Linked DNA regions of Homo sapiens: region 2 is linked to region 1. Evidence: chromatin loops called from intact Hi-C (ENCODE). Cell type or tissue: ascending aorta. All regions are shown on one strand. Links, peaks and the distances in the headings refer to the core of each region. The heading gives the core; the rest is flanking DNA. Region 1 has its middle 73 kb from the start of FLT1. Region 2 has its middle 16 kb from the start of SLC46A3.

Region 1 (2,915 bases), core at 114-2,613:
TCAAATACTCAAAGCTCCCAACTCTGTCTTTTTTCCCAAATCTAAATTAGTCAAAGCATTCCCAGTTGCCCAATGCAGGACAACCAAGTCAACCAATGGGAGTAGGGGGAGGGGACTGGTTATTGTTTCACTAACAAGCACTGGTTTCAGTATTTCATTAAAGTCAAACAACAAGAGTAGCTGGGTGATCTTTCCCCGCCATCTTTTTGGACCATTAATCAATTGTTAAGTAACCATCTGTGTAATCAGGACAAACTACAACCTATCTGGTCTCCAATTTTCTTACGTATAAAGTGAGAGGGCAGAATACACGCTGTCTACCATCACTTCCGGTTCTGAAAATACTTCTCCTAACTTTCAGCAGTGTGTATAGTGTGTTCTGTTGTAAACCAAAGGGCGAGGGCATGTACTTGGAAACGTGAGTTAGAGAGCCCTGATTCTGAAGACAATGAGAATACTTAGGAAAGACAAGAAAGATGGCGACAGAGACCCACAGCCTGATAGGTAGATGAAGATCAGGAGTTTGAGACCAGCCTGGCCAACATGGTGAAATCCTGTCTCTACTAAAAATACAAAAATTAGCCGGGCATGATGGCGGGCGCCTGTAGTCCCAGCTACTTGGGAGGCTGAGGCTCGAGAATCGCTAGAACGTAGGAAGCAGATGTTGCAGTGAGCCGAAATTGCACCACTGCACTCCAGCCTGGGTGACAGAGTGAGACTCTGTCTCAAAAGAAAAAAAAAGATGGAATCCCTAATATGGAGGGGCTTAAGGTGATGACAGGTGAGGAGGAAAAGCCGAAATGGAGGAAAGCCACTGCAGGGCCGGGAGGGAAGACGTCAGTCTTGGTAGCCAGACAGGAACTGTCCCCAAGAAGGGAAAGAATGTCATGAAATGCAGGTTATGGCTTGAGAACGTGAGAAGGAGAGCAGTGCTGATGGATCCTGAAGTTTCCTATCTCTTGGTTCCTGTAGAATGAGTCCAGTTGAGGAGAGCTGAGAAAGAATTCTTGGGTGGCATAACCTAGGGATGTGCACTTTATGCTGGAAAAAGAGGGAATGGCCAGTCAAGAGCACAAGAGAACCAGGCAGAAATGACTTTGCCTCCTTGGTGTTCAGAGGATTTGAGAGAAAGCTCTAGTTTTGTCAGAGTAAAAGCAAGGTTCAGCCCAGCTCGGGGGATGGTGAGGGCGGTATCAGTGAGGACCCAACTGCTGGATGGAGCAGCACAGTGGTGCTGGTGACAGGATGCCCATTGCGTTAGCAAAGCCTGAGTGCCGGGCATGTCATACAGGCCTCTTTGGGTCACCAGTAAGAGAAGCCAGCTCCAATTAGCTGGAGCAGTGCCAAGCAGCCAGCTGCTGAAAGCTCTAAGAGATACTATCAGGCCTTGGCTTCTCTCTCTCTCTCTTTCTCTCAGCTCTAGTTCCTCATACACTGGCTTCAGTGTCAGGCCAATCCTCTCTGCAGAGTGGCCTGTGACAGTCTCAGGACCATTCCTCAGCACAGCAACCCCAGAGGAACAACAGAGCAGCCCTGTCACTCCAGAAGAAGCTCTAGGAATGAGACTCGGAATGAGGTTGATCCTTGAGCTAGTCATGATAGGATGGAGTATGTTCATTAGCCTGAGTGGATCATGCTCTGCCTTGGAGCTGGGGAAGGAGGGAGCAGGGGTGGGGTGGAGTTGGCCAGCCATTCTCAGATAGAACTAGAGTTGCCACGATGTGATTCTCAAAAGGACCATCAGGGAGCTGTTGCCAGGAGAAGGGGGAATTGAATGTGGGGCAGGCAGTGGCAAGAGATGTCCATCGACCCAGCTTGTACCCACAACTAGCCTGAATTGTATGTAGGAAACATTCAGGGACTGCCACAGACAGAAATAGCTTGCACATTCCCTCACTAAATCCAAGCTGTATGGGTGAACTGTTACGAAGCCACAAGTTTCCAGGAGAGGCAAAAGGAAAAGGTGGCCATGAGGGGGTGGTGCTGAAATGAATCAGAAACAGGATTCTGAGCAGATTTTTTTTTTGAGTCTATTCTATTACAATACCATAATCCCTTCTGGTATGGTTTGTATGCCTGTACTAAAAATTAACTCCAGAGGGGTCACAATCCCTTATAGCCCATGCTCTCGCTTAAACCATCCACACCTCTGCCCCCAGAGGACAAAGATCTAAATCATCATGACCTACCAGGTCCTGCTACACTCCAGCCTCGCCCTGGACCACACTCCCTGTTATACGCAGCATGTCAGTGACTTGGGCCTCCTTTCAGTCCTTCAAATGTACCATGCTGCCTCTGACCACAGTACCTTCGCACAGGACCTCTTTCCCACCTACCATCTTTCCTCCATCTTCACCTGCTTAACTCTTCCTCTTTCTTTATATTCAGCCCGGTCGTCGCCTCCTCAAGTGACCTCCCTGGCTACAGACGTAGCCTCTCAAAGCCCAGGTACCAGGCATCATCATTGTAATTTCCCATTCATTTTTGTGATTCTTAAATTCTGTCTACCTCTACCACTAGACCGTAAGGCCCATGGCAGCAGAAACTGTGATTTTTCTTTTCTTTTCACCATTAAGTTGCTTGCATGGTTCCTGGAATTTAAATATTTATTGAATGAATAAATGAATGAAGATGTTTACAATCTAAGTGAGACACAGTGACCCAAACACAATGGCTGTGCACATCATAAGCATTCAATTTCAGGGGCGATTTCAAAATATTTAATAACCTATGTGGTGCAATCATCAGCCAATTGGAACAGGTACTGGTATGGCTGTCCTCATATGGGTCAGCAGATCAGCCCTGAAATAAATGATGTGTGAACGTGCTTTGAAGCCTCAACAGGTGATAAAACGTAACATACTTTGGTGGTTACAAAACAACTCAGAAATGCAAAAACTGTACAACTTCATTTT
Region 2 (2,915 bases), core at 151-2,650, 170 kb before region 1:
CCAGTGGACTTCTAGAACATCCCCATACCCTAAAGCCGTAACCCTTGACAAAAACAAGAGAAAGTGATGGTAGGTTTATGCAAACTGGCATCGCCCAGTGACAGCCTCCAGAGTTTTGGCTTCAGAACTGTCTCAAAATTCATACCAAGTACAAGATATGGTCTTGTATTAGGCTTCATATAAATCTCTGCCTGATGCTTAATTCTCCTTTGACATTTCACTGTAGATGACACTCCCAGAGAAGAGTAGAGACACAATGTATGCTGCTGAGCTGTGGTCCCCCTAGGAGCTGACAGAAGGCAGGAGATGGATTCTGCAGCTAAATCTTGGTGTTTTTCCTCTATGTGGTTTTGAGGAGGTTTTCTTCTAAATCTTTGAGCGCTTCCTGTACTCATTACCTAAGTTACATATTTGGCTCAATGTGATTTTTTTTTAAGGACATAGGACTCCTAGAGGAAACGAGACAGACATAAATATACTAACATTTTTTTGAGGCTATAGGTTCCGTGAATAATAGCAGTTGCTGGTACAAATGGAACAACTGGGAGTTGTGTTACTCCATTTTGTATGAATATCACAAACATAGTCTTTATGTTTACGCCATATCTGTTTCTGAAGAGCTCAAAAGACTTTTTCAATTTGTAAGAGGTTTCCGCCCCACAGTCCACACTAAGATTGGTGTGGGAAACCTCGCTCCAAGGCAGCTGGAGATGCAGCCTTCTCCTGCGTTTCACTCAAGGCTAAGTCTTGCAGAGTCAGAACAAATGATTACAGGTCCTTATCTGATGTCAATGATGAGAGATTCCCATGGCTCACGTTCCCCTGGGTCACAAGACCTGGACTTCACTTTGATTTCCAGAAGCAAGGCTGCCATCATCAGGTCCTCTCTAAAATGGCCAATGGCCTCCCTCTGCGCATGTCTCCAGTGACAATGACAAGTTTCTGTTTAATATAATTCACCTGTCTGTTTTGCAATCACTTTAGAGCAAGGATTTTTCGTCTACCTTTTTTTGTATTTCATGGTAGAGTATCCAGCAGAGAATAGATGCTCGGTAAAGAGTAAATTATCAATGAAATTCACTCCATTGGCTCATGCCTGTAATCCCAACACTTTTGAAAGCTGAGGCAGGAGGATCACTCAAGGCCAGGAGTTTGAGACCAGCCTGGGCAACATTGCAAGACCTTGTCTCTACTTTAAGAAAAAAGAAAAAGAAAAAAATTCAGTCCATTGTCATTTTCATTTCTGCAATGAAATGAAAATTGTGATGACCCCAAATCTTTTCTTAGTTTGTACAAGAAAGGTAAGCAGGTTGAAAGTGAAACTGTTTGGGGCTTCTGGAAGCTTGGGAAAGAAGCTAAATTTGGCCTGAGAACAACAGAATTGGGCACATGACATGTAATTTTTGCTTTTATTTGAGCCTCTAAGCCCTCTGACTATTTAAGGAAGAACTATCAGGTGACAGTGAGTTAGAACAGGCAAGTCCTATAAAAAGGGCCTATGAAAACGTCTATTCAGACCCCTTAACCTCCACCCAAATACCCTCCAGTATGAGTCACTTTTTAAGTTTTGTACTTCAAAGAAGCTGTAATAGTAAGAGGCACCTTCTTGATATGCTGTCAAAATGTTCTTCCCCGGAAGAGAAATATGGAAAGGTAGAGGGCGTGTCATAGGTCTGGTTCCTAGGAAGCCCAGAAGCCCACTCCAAGATGGAGTTACGGGCACAGGAAGTGCACTGAGGAGGCCCTGGGGTGGACGCCTGAGAGGAGTGAAGGCCACAGGAGAAGCAGCAACAACCAAGGCCTCAGGGGGCCTCCAGGGAGCTCTGGGGCCATGATGGCCCTTTGGAGTTATTTTCTCATACTCCTGGAGGCTGAAAGTTCAAGATCAAGGTGTCAGTAGGTTTGATTTCTGCTGAGGCTTGCAAATGTCTACTTTGACTTGCAGGGATGTCTTGTCTGTTCACTGTCCTCTTTCCCTCTGTGCACACGAGCCCCTGGTGTCTCTTCCCTTTTTTTTCTTTTGTTTTTCTTGTTTGTTCGTTCGTTTTGTTTTGTTTTTGAAACAGAGTCTTGCTCTGTCACCCAGGCTGGAGTGCAGTGGCACAATCTCGGCTCACTGAAACCTCCACCTCCCGGGTTCAAGAGATTCTTGCGCCTCAGCCTCCCAAGTAGCTGGGACTACAGGCGTATACTACTACACCTAGCTAATTTTTGTATGTTTAGTAGAGATGGGGTTTCATATATGTTGGCCAGGCTGTGCTCAAACTCCTGACCTCAAGTGATCTGCCTGCCTTGGCTTCCCAAAGTGCTGGGATTACGGGTGTGAGCCAACATGCCAGCCTGCCTTCCTCTTCTTATGAGAACACCCAGTCCTCTCGAATTAGGACCCACTCTAAAGACCTCATTTAATCTTAGTTACCTCTTTAAAGGCCCTTCTCCAAGTATTTCTGTCACATTTGAGGTAAGCTCTTAAACCAGTGCATTTTGGGAAACAATTCAGTCCATAACTGTATGTTACATTACCTAGTGTCATTTTCAGGACTTAATACCATAACATTTTGGAGTTGGATGAGTTATTAGAAGTGTTCAAATTTACTTTTTCCTCAAACCTAGAATCCCTGGCAAACAGTGCTTAATTCACTGGAGAACAGTACTTTCCCAGTTGGTAAGTCTGGTATATGGGATTGATCATGTATAGCAGGTAAAAGTAGAAGGAGAGGTGGGTGGAGGCAGGGTTAAGCAAGAATACTGAATTCCAAAGCAGAATTGATCTGTAGTAATAAAAGGAGGTTACAGGCCGGGTGCGGTGGCTTACAACTATAATCCCAGCACCTTTGGAGGCCAAGGTGAGGGGATTACTTGAGTCCAGGAGTTCAAGGCCAGACTGGGCAAGATGGTGAGACCCCTGTCTTTAC

The links. Peaks named below come from ENCODE experiments on the same cell type or tissue, not always from the same donor. Only the 100,000 strongest peaks of a DNase experiment are listed, where the experiment ranks them.
Region 2: a loop joins it to region 1, with 2.3 times the contacts of the local background. A loop is called at or near these places in 1 of 110 quality-filtered maps.

What each region holds. Positions count from the first base shown.
Region 1 is chr13:28,566,971-28,569,885 of GRCh38, reverse strand. No RefSeq gene overlaps it. Among named protein-coding and RNA genes, the nearest start is that of FLT1, 73 kb to the right of the region's middle. In ascending aorta, for the core only: no CTCF peak of the experiment used is centred there; a DNase peak (open chromatin) is centred at 1,276.
Region 2 is chr13:28,733,630-28,736,544 of GRCh38, reverse strand. No RefSeq gene overlaps it. Among named protein-coding and RNA genes, the nearest start is that of SLC46A3, 16 kb to the right of the region's middle. In ascending aorta, for the core only: no CTCF peak of the experiment used is centred there; no DNase peak of the experiment used is centred there.